Linked DNA regions of Homo sapiens: region 2 is linked to region 1. A link is an interaction called in ENCODE POLR2A ChIA-PET data of the cell type or tissue named here. Cell type or tissue: GM12878. All regions are shown on one strand.

Region 1 (5,000 bases):
GAAAGTTCACCTGCAATTGAGGGCAAAAGTTCACAGCTCACACTTCACCTCCTCTCAGCTCTGTTCACCCAGCCTAGACTCTAAGAAGAATGCCATGCCTTTCTCCCTGCGCCTCCCGAGGCACCCAGCATTTCCAGGAGTCCCACGCCAGGTGTTTCATGCTTTCACAAGGCTCTCTTCCTTTAAAACCTGTTGCCACAGGAATAGAGCTTCCGTACTCACAGTACTGGCAAAAGACCGGCAGAAAGAATAAAGAGGGGAGAAATCCACCCTCCTGTATTCTCGCTGGGAAATTACCCTTAGCCTTTGATATATTAAAATTGAAGAGCTGTAAATGCCGGTTGCCATGGCGACGTTTTGCATGCCATCCTGCGATTGGTGGCGTAAGTTCACTTTCCTTGGGGTGTTGCAGCCTAATTAGCTGTTATTTTTGTCAGTGTGGAGGAACAGCCCACACTTGCGGTTTTTGGCGGTGATTGCAGCCCCTGCAGACTCAGTTAATTTTCACAGACTACAAAGAGAGAAATGACTGGGCCCCAGTCAAATTTATAGTCTCGGAAAAGTTGCCAATGTTTAACTAAGAGTCAGAGAAAATGTTAGAGTACTCCTCAACTACTCTGGCAATTTCGGGGTCTCTAGCAATCGCAAAACTTATTGGGGTTGGATTGGGGATAAAATAAGCAGTAGGGCCCGGCACAGTGGCTCACGCCTGTAATCCCAGCATTTTGGGAGGCTGAGGTGGGCGGATCACAAGGTCAGGAGTTCGAGATCAGCCTGACCAACATGATGAAACCCTGTCTCTACTAAAAATACAAAGATTAGCCAGGCATGGTGGTGAGCGCCTGTAGTCCCAGCTATTCAGGAGGCTGAGGCAAGAGAATCACTTGAACCCGGGAGGCGGAGGCTGCAGTGAGCTGAGATCACACCACTGCGCTCCAGCCTGGGCAATAGAATGAGACTCTGTACCAAAACAAATAAATAAAATAAAATAAGCAGTAGTTAACCCAACCCCAGACTCAGTCCTTTGTTCCTGGTTCCAGCTACCTCTGCCTCTCCCGCCAGACATGCGAGCACTTGTGAGTCTGTCCTCGCTGGAATGTTTAGCGTTGCACCGCCATCTCCTAGATGTGGGTACTACACACTAACAGTATTCAAGCAAGGCTAGCAGGGACATGTGAACGCCATTTATTTGATCCACTTCTCTATCTCCACACCCAAAGATGACATAATTATGCCAGCCCACTTGGTAGATCCAGCCAATTCCCTAAAGACCTCCAGGAAAGGAATTCCATGTTGCCACAAGCCTGAAAACCAGAAAGCTGTCTTGCTGCAATTCAAACCAATTTGTTTGCAATTTTGATTATTAAATGGTCTGAAGTTAACTTTGTATTATAATATGAATTGTTCAACTCAAATTCTTTCTCAATTTTTTTTTAAACTATCTACCATGTGTTTTTGAGAACTGAAGGATTCCTTCTCTCTAGGAAAGAGAGAAGCAGATTTTGCTTTGCTAATAATTTGGGTTTCATTTTTATGACTAAGCTAAGCCCTTCCTGAGGGACTGGTAGTGGGGAGAAATTGACGTGTGTGTGTGCGTGTGTGTGTGTTGAGGGCTCAAGAACATAAAGGATATGGAAGAAACTTGAGGTTAATTTAAAAAGAGGGGAAAAGTAGAAAAAACACTGGATAAAGGCCCTAGATGCCTTGAACCTAATCCCAAAAAGCTGTCTTCAGAGGTATAATGGGCACTGTAAAATCCCTCTTTATCACTCTGCTTCTCTGTGTACCCTTCTTTTGTTTGAAGCGTTTACCCACGTTGTGGCAGAAGCTTAAAACTTTCTTTCCTAGAAGCTTTTGCAGAGAGGGCAGAGGCGTGTGGCCTAGGGTCCACCATTCAGTCATATCTGTGTGAGACTTTTCCTCTAGTTCCCACACAGAATCTATCCCAGAGAGAGGAGCAGTAGGAATGTCCAGCTTCCAGAGATAACAAAGGCAGAGATCCCTGCAATAGCATCCCATACCCAGTGCTGGTTCCCAGAATGCAGTTCCTGGCCCAAGATATCAGTAGTGGGAATTCCACCAGCACAGGGCTTCAGCGATGTCCCTGAATCCACGGCCTCTAAGCCAGGTTTCTCTGGAGATTCTCTGAGTGTCTGCAACAAATATCCTTTAGTAAGAATCTATATGTGTGTGTGTGTGTGTGTGTGTACAAGCATACATGTGTGTGTGTATGAGAGAGAATAGAGAGATTACCAGTGGTTATGGTTTTAAGTAGATGAAACCAGCCCAAGGAGTTCCCTAGAAAGAGAATACACATCAGTTCCCTCATGACCCAGGGTTCCAGCTCTTATCCAAGAGACCACGTTTGGGATTATTTTTGACTTCATAACCAACCAAGTGTTATTCTGCCACCATGACTCAAACTAACAGTTAAACTGAATTTGATGAAGGCTTGCTTCTTGGGGATAAGGATTTTCTGGCATTCCTGGAACTTGAGTTTAGCCTTGAGTTGGGTTCAATTATATGCTCCTTGTCCCAGACTTGATGACTTGACTGATTGGACCCAAGGCTCTCCCAGCACCCTGCATGTCTGTCTGTGTCTATCAGCTCTTGCATAAGGCAGATTCTGTTGATGTGTATGGTGCAAGAGGGATGGAATAATGCACTTGATGGGAATGCCCCGCCATCATACTTTGCCCATTGTGAGTAACTTGAGCGTAGACAACTTTCAGCTTCAGAGGAGAGCTGCTCATGTGTGTCAGCCACACACAGGCACAGAGACAGAACACACCCTTCTGCTGTCTTCCAACTGAGATCTAAGATGCAGCAGATGACTTGGCAGAAATGGAACTTGGGTCTTCTTTTTTCTTTTTTTTTTTTTTTTTTTTGAGATGGAGTTTCGCTCTTGTTGCCCTGGCTGGAGTACAATGGCACAATCTCGCTCACTGCAACCTCTGCCTCCCAGGTTCAAGCGATTCTCTTGCCTCAGCCTCTTGAGTAGCTGGGGTTACAGGTGCCCACCACCACTATGCCCAGCTAATTTTTGTATTTTTAGTACAGATGGGGTTTCACCATGTTGGCCAGGCTGGTCTCGAACTCCTGAGCTCAGGTGATCCACCTGCCTCAACCTCGCGAAGTGCTGGGATTACAGGCATGAGCCACCGTACCCGGCCTGGGACTTGGGTCTTCTTAAAGCATCAGTAACACTGGACAAGGTCATAGCCGATAGTGGTAATAGGCTCTGTGGTAGCCCAAAGGGAAGCTGTAAGCAACTCATTTCCTCATTAAACTAGCAAGTGATTACTGTTGCTGCCAGCTAAGAACACTAACTGATGCAGAAGGGCTTAGCTGCCTATTTTTGTAAATAAAGTTTTATTGAAACACATGCTCATTCATTTGCATTGTGTGTATAGCTGCTTTTGCATGACAACGAAAGAGTAGTTGCTCCAGGAGCCTAAAATATTCACTTTCAGGCTCTGTATTAGTCCATTTTGCATTGCTATAAAGGAATACCTGAGGCTGGGCAATTTATAAAGAAAAGAGGTGTATTCAGCTCATGGTTCTGCAGGCTGTACAAGAAGCCTGGCACCAGCCTCTGCTTCTGGTGAGGCCTCAGGAAGCTTTTACCATGCAGGAAGGCAAAGAGGGAACAGGCAAGTCATACGGTGAGACAGAGAGCAAGAGAGGGAGAGGAGGGGTGCCATGCTCTTTTTAACAATCAGATCTTTCATGAACTAATAGAGTTAGAACTCACTCAATGCAGGGACTACACCACGCCATTCATGAGGGACCCCTATGACCAAAACACCTCCCACTAGGTCCCACCTACAACACTGGGGATCGCATTTCAAAACGAGGAGACAAATATCCAAACTACAACAGGCTCTTTACAGAGAAAGTTTGTTGACCCCTGGTCTAGGGCATTGCCACTCAAAGTGTGGTCCCAAGCATAGCAACGGCAGCATGTAGAAGCTTATCAGAAGCGCAATGGGTCACACTCCATCCCAGATGTACTGAATCAGAATCTCTTTGGGGAGTAGGGGGTGAGAAGTGTGTGCATTAACAAGCTCTCTAGGTGATACATAAGCACACTCATGTTTGAGAAGCCCTGGGTTAGAAAGTGTGTCCTTCATACTGTATGGGAATCTGTCAACTTAGAGAAAACATGATGTTTCTAGGTTTTGCCTGAAACTACCCAAAACAAATCTAGTTCTTGCTTCCCTGATGGTCCCCAAGGGACCTGAAGGTGCTTCTTTTTCTTGGAGAGTCTTTACATTCTCCCTGATAAATAGACTCCCACAAAGGTTCTCCATCCATCCCTCCATCACTTTAATCTGGTTTCCTAAGATAGATACTTCAGTTTATCAGTGTTCCTCTCACTGGTGTTGCCTGAACTCTAAACCATAAAATACTTTTGCGGGACCACCGTTACGGCACTGTCTGGTGGTAAGTAAGTAGCAGAGTGCTTAACTACTGGGACCTCGGAATCAGACCGGTGGATTTATACCCTGGCCTTGCCCTATTAGAGGTATGTGACCTTGGCCAAGTTACTTAATCTCTTCCAGCCTATAAAAGGAGCATAATAATAACATCCCCGTTCATGGGACCATTATGAGAGTTAAATGAGATAATGCACAAGCATCTAGCTCTTGATAAATGTTCAAAGAGTGTTATTATTATTAACCAGTGGCCCATCACAAACATTGAGCCTGTTTAGTTACAGCTTTGTGGCAGCCAAAAAGGATGCAGTAAATGGTAGGCTGCCTTTGTACACAAGCCTTGTCTATGGTCATACCATCATGAAGGAAACCATCAGTTCTCTGTGTGCCCAGAAGGCTGTTTCCTTTCTATGACTTAAGTTTTCACTCATAATTACCTTTCCCTGGTTGTCATTCAGCATTTCAGTTCCATTTGACAGCTCAACAATTATTAAGTGCCTACTGTGTGTCAGGCACCACACCAAGCACCAGGTGGAGGTAACCAGAGGACTTTATTCTTGA
Region 2 (5,000 bases), 200 kb before region 1:
TTCAGATGTGAGCCACCGTGCCCGGCCCTGCTCTGAGAGTTTTAAAGATAATCTATATAAAGTGTGTAGCTCAGTCATTAGAGTAAATGTTCACTAAGTGTTAGCTGGGATCGTTGTTATTATAAAAGGAGTTGGGCTGGTCCTCTCACCACACCTTTGCACATGCTTTGCCCTTGCCTGGAAAGCCCTTTTTTCCTTTGTCTGTCTTGCTCCTTTCTTCTCAAGATGAGGCTGGAAAACTGCTTTCTCTGTGAAGTCTCCTCCATTCTCCTTGGACCCCAGACCATGTGAGGCTCCACACCCTTGATGAAATTCAAATCCTGAGCACACCCATCCCTACACTCCCTTTTGGTCCTATATTAAAATAACTTATATTCATACTTACTTTCCTCTCTTTTCTCAGAATTCCACCAACAGCAGGAAGCATACTTTAGTTCCCCTTCCTATATCCTTTTCCCCTGCCCCATCTGTCAGGGAGTGGACACCCAAATAACATATGTGGAATGAATAAACCTGTGATTTTAACCCCAGCAGACCCAGCCCTGCTCAATGTCACAAATCTTTTAAAACATTCCTTTCACCCAACCAGAAATGAAATCCAGCCTTATTCTATCCTACTTAAACACCCACAACTCTAAAAAAGATCAATAGACTGCTAAAATAGTATGAAGAAGAAATATATGACAGCAATTTATAAACAGATAATATGTTTTATTATTTAAATGATGATGCCTGTAATCCCAGCACTTTGGGAGGCTGAGGCAGGTGGATCACTTGAGGTCAGGAGTTCCAGACCAGCCTGGCCAACATGGTGAAACGCTGTCTCTACTAAAAATACAAAAATTAGCCAGGCATGGTGACGTGCACCTGTAATTCCAGCTACTTGGGAGGCTGAGGCAGGAGAATCACTTGAACCCGGGAGGCAGAGGTTGCAGTGAGCCGAGATCATGCTACTGCGCTCCAGCCTGGACGACAGATCGAGACCCTGTCTCCAAAATAAACGAATGACTGACTGACTGACCGAATGAATGATGGGTGCAACAACATTAGCACTTCTCAATTTTTTTTTTTTTTTTTTGAGACAGATTCTCACTGTGACGCCTAGGCTGGAGTGCAGTGGCATGATCTTGGCTCACTGCAACCTCTGCCTCCCGGGTTCAAGCGATCCTTCTGCCTCAGCCTCCCGAGTAGGTGGGATTACAGGCACCCACCACTACAACTGGCTAATTTTGATATTTTCAGTAGAGACAGGGTTTCATCATGTTAGCCAGGCTGGCCTCGAACTCCTGAACTCCAGTGATCTGCCCACCTCGGACTTCCAAAGTGCTGGGATTACAGGCATGAGCCACCATGCCTGGCGTACTTCTCAATTTTTGATGTGCAGACGAATTGCTTGGGGATGCTGTTAATGTGCAGACCCTGATTCCTGTGGTCCAGGCTGGGGCCTGAGATTCTGCACATCTAACACGTTCCCAGGTGATGCAGATGTTGCTGGCCAGTGGTCCACACTTGGTTGCAAGGGGCTGGAGGATACATGAAGAGGTCAGCTACTGCGTATTGAGTCAGTGAGAATTCAGTAGTTACAAATGCAGGCGGGGAATGGATGTGTGTGTTGGTGACTCACAGCCACAGCTTGTGTGGCCTTTGATGATGTAATTTTCTGAAACTGTGGTCAAACTAAGTGATATAAAATCTCTTCTTGAGTGAAACAGTAGTTACTTTCCTAGAAAATTCAGCTATGTTAAAACCATTCATAATAATGTTGTATCATATGTAAATCTAAGTTAGGCTCCTGGCCTGGATAATTATAAATGAGTTGTTTACGCACAGGACATCTGGGGACGTTCAGAAGATGTGCAGGATGCAGGACAGCTCTTCATTGTCCAGCCACGAGTGTTCCCCTGTCCTGCTGGGTTTCTGATGTTCTCCCACCCACTCATTGCCAACAGCATCCCCCAATCATTGTGATAACTGGAAATGCCACCACACGCTTCCAGAACACCTCATTAGGGACAATGCCACCTCCATCAAACACTCTGGAATACAAGGATCTTTTGGGGTTCTGAGATCTCCGAGGCAAAGCTCAGGAGGTAGAAGGCCTCCCGGAAGAGCCTGTGTCATTGGTGGGAAGCAGTGTCACCGCGTGCAGACATGCCAGAGGGCTAAGGGGACACTGGCCGGGCCGGACAGAGCAGATGCCCCTTCTGGAGACCATGGGACCGCTACTTAGCCTCAAGACAACTGTCATGCGTAGAAATCTAAGCTCAGTGTTGTCAGGTCCCTGATGTTTCCAGAAGGGGCAGAAATCCAAAGTTTTAGATGAAATCTCTAGATTTTGAAATGTGGGCCGAGATTAAGTTAAACAAATGAAAACAGTCTACAGAGTGAACCAGACACCTGTGTGCCTGAAGGAGCCATTGGTCCCGGTTGTGGCTTCTGGCTTAAATTAAGAGACATGGCCGGGCGCAGTGGCTCAAAGCCTGTAATCTTAGCACTTTGGGAGGCCAAGGGAGGCAGATCACTTGAGGTCAGGAGTTCGAGACCAGCCTGGCCAACATGGTGAAACCGCGTCTCTACTAAAAGTACAAAAAATTAGCCGGGCATGGTGATGCGCATCTGTAATCCCAGCTACTTGGGAGGCTGAGGTGGGAGGATTTTGTTGAACCTTGGAGGCCGAGGTTGCAGTGAGCCAAGATCGTGCCACTGCACTCCAGCCTGGGTGACAAAGCGAGACTCTGTCTCAAAAAAAAAAAAAAAAAAAAAAAAAACCAACAACAAAAAATAAATTAAAAGACATGCCATCAACTCAAAGACTATCCACTGCCCAAATGAATGTGTCCCTCCTCTTCTGTGTCATCCTTCCCTAGCGGGAACCCTAACTTCTCCCGCTTTCCTCATGCAGCTGCCATTTCTCCCTGGTCACCCCAGCCAGCCTCCTCCCTCTGTCCCCTCTGGAATACCCTTCCTTGGTTAACTCTGGCCCTTTCTCCAGCCAGCTCTCTTCATACCAGCCTCTCTCCTATTCTGACTGCTCTGGCTGGATGCCAGGGTCTGTTTCTGTTGGAAAATGAGGGAAAGAAAGGCTGTTTCTGAATGGGAACAGGATTTGAGCAGCTGAGATCGGCCAGTATGGGCCCTTGAGCCCTGGTTCCCAGCAGGGGTCGGGGGTGGGAAGGTGATTTTGCCCCACTCCTACTCCAGGAGACATTTGACAATGGTCTGGAGACATTTTTGGTTGTAACAAGGGCACATGACTGGGGTCTAGTGGGTAAAGCTCACAGATGCTGCTAGATACCCTGCAATGTACAAGATAGCCCCTAAAACAAAGAGTTATCCAGCCCCAAATGTCAACAGCGCTGTCCTTGAGAAACCCTGCCTGAGAGGTACGCAGAAGGCTTTATTATTAAAGCAAGACTGGGTTGTTCACATTCTCTCTGTGCCTATCTGTGTGTGTGTCTCCCTCTCTGTCTCTCTCTCTGTGTCTCTTGCTCTGTGTCTCTCTCTGTATCTTTCTCTCTGTATCTTTCTCTCTGTGTCTCTCTCTTTGTCTCTCTGTGTCTCTCTCTCTCTGTGTCTTTCTCTGTGTGTCTCTCTCTCTGTGTCTCTACCACACCCCCTTTCTCTCTGGATCTTTGGGTATTGTGGCCATAACTGTGGAATAACGCAATGGAATGCTGCAATTAATTAGAGGCAAACTGTGTTCAAATAGTAACGAAGAAGAGGCCAGCCTTCGGGACACTTAAAAACAAACAAACAAACAAACAAACAAAAAACAGTTAGGAGGCCTCTCTCCATAGAAAAGCTCTTCTGTGTGTGAGGCATTTTGTTCCAAAACAGACATGGTTGTTGTCATTTCTGGAAGGCTCTGCTCTCTCTCCCTCTGTCCTTGGGTCTGACTTTGCAACCTCATGTTGTCTCTGGAGTCTGACTCCTGTGCGTCACTTCTGACCCTGCCTCTTACCCACCGAGTGACCTTGGGCAAGCCTGGCTCAGCCTCACTGGCCCCATTTGAAGGGGCATTCATTTTTTCTGCGGAGAGCCAGATGTTGGCTTTTCTGGGCATGTAGTCTCTGTCATAGCTACACAACTCTGCCGTCCTAGCACAAAAGCACCACCTTCAGTGTGTGCACGAATGGGCATGGCTGTGTCCTGGAAGAACTTTATTGACAAAAGCAGGTGGTAGGGTGTTTTGCTGACCCCTGACCTACTTTTTGAGATAATTTTGAGGAATGAATAGCGATGCCAAGCCACGGGCTTAGCTCCGTGCCTGGTAGGTAATCAGCACATAGTAAACAATAGCTGATGTTTGTTTCTTCTTCTCGTTCCATTTTCTCTTGCATTTCCTTCCTTTTCGTCTTTTTCTCCTCTGCCATTATTTCGCCCTCTGCTGTGTATCTCTGTACCACACAGCTGTCTCTTATGCTGATAGGGAAAGAGCCAGGAGATGCCAGTTCAGATCTTTCCCTGCCACCTGCCTGCAGTCCCTTGGGTGCTCTGAGCGCTGTGACTGTCACTGTCATGTCCCCCTGGTGGGGTTGGGAAGAGGGGAGTGGGTTAAGTCAGGGGCTGGGCTCTGAGCACGCTTTGCTGGGCTCTTTGGTTTTTACCCCAAGGACTTAGCCTTGTAGGCTTGAGGTCCAGGCTAGGTGGCCTTGGGCTGCGTCAAACATAAACAAAGCCAGACCCTATGAAAGGGGTAAGGGCACATTTAATCAGTAATGCCTGTTGCAATAGGAAAAGCATCCAGCATGGAACTGAACTCAACTTGGATTTGTTCAGAGGTGACTGGGTGTTTTAAAGAGAGAAGGAAGCAGAGTGCGGTGGCCCACGCCTGTAATCCCAGCACTTTGGGAGGCCAAGGCAGGTGGATCACGAGGTCAGGAGTTCGAGACCAGCCTGACCAACATGGTGAAATCCCATCTCTACTAAAAATACAAAAAAAATTAGCTGGGCATTGTGGCACACGCCTGTAATTCCAGCTACTCAGGAGGCTGAGGCAG

What was found. Peaks named below come from ENCODE experiments on the same cell type or tissue, not always from the same donor. Only the 100,000 strongest peaks of a DNase experiment are listed, where the experiment ranks them.
Region 2: POLR2A ChIA-PET joins it to region 1 with 8 read pairs; 2 of 35 experiments call an interaction of 5 or more read pairs at or near these places.

The regions. Positions count from the first base shown.
Region 1 is chr16:17,066,430-17,071,429 of GRCh38, reverse strand. No RefSeq gene overlaps it. Among named protein-coding and RNA genes, the nearest start is that of XYLT1, 400 kb to the left of the region's middle. RefSeq lists an enhancer at 25-344. In GM12878, no CTCF peak of the experiment used is centred here; DNase peaks (open chromatin) are centred at 379 and 2,719; H3K4me3 peaks cover 1,264 bases; H3K27ac peaks cover 3,867 bases.
Region 2 is chr16:17,269,922-17,274,921 of GRCh38, reverse strand. The region is part of intron 2 of XYLT1 (xylosyltransferase 1); the gene reads left to right. Among named protein-coding and RNA genes, the nearest start is that of XYLT1, 200 kb to the left of the region's middle. In GM12878, no CTCF peak of the experiment used is centred here; no DNase peak of the experiment used is centred here.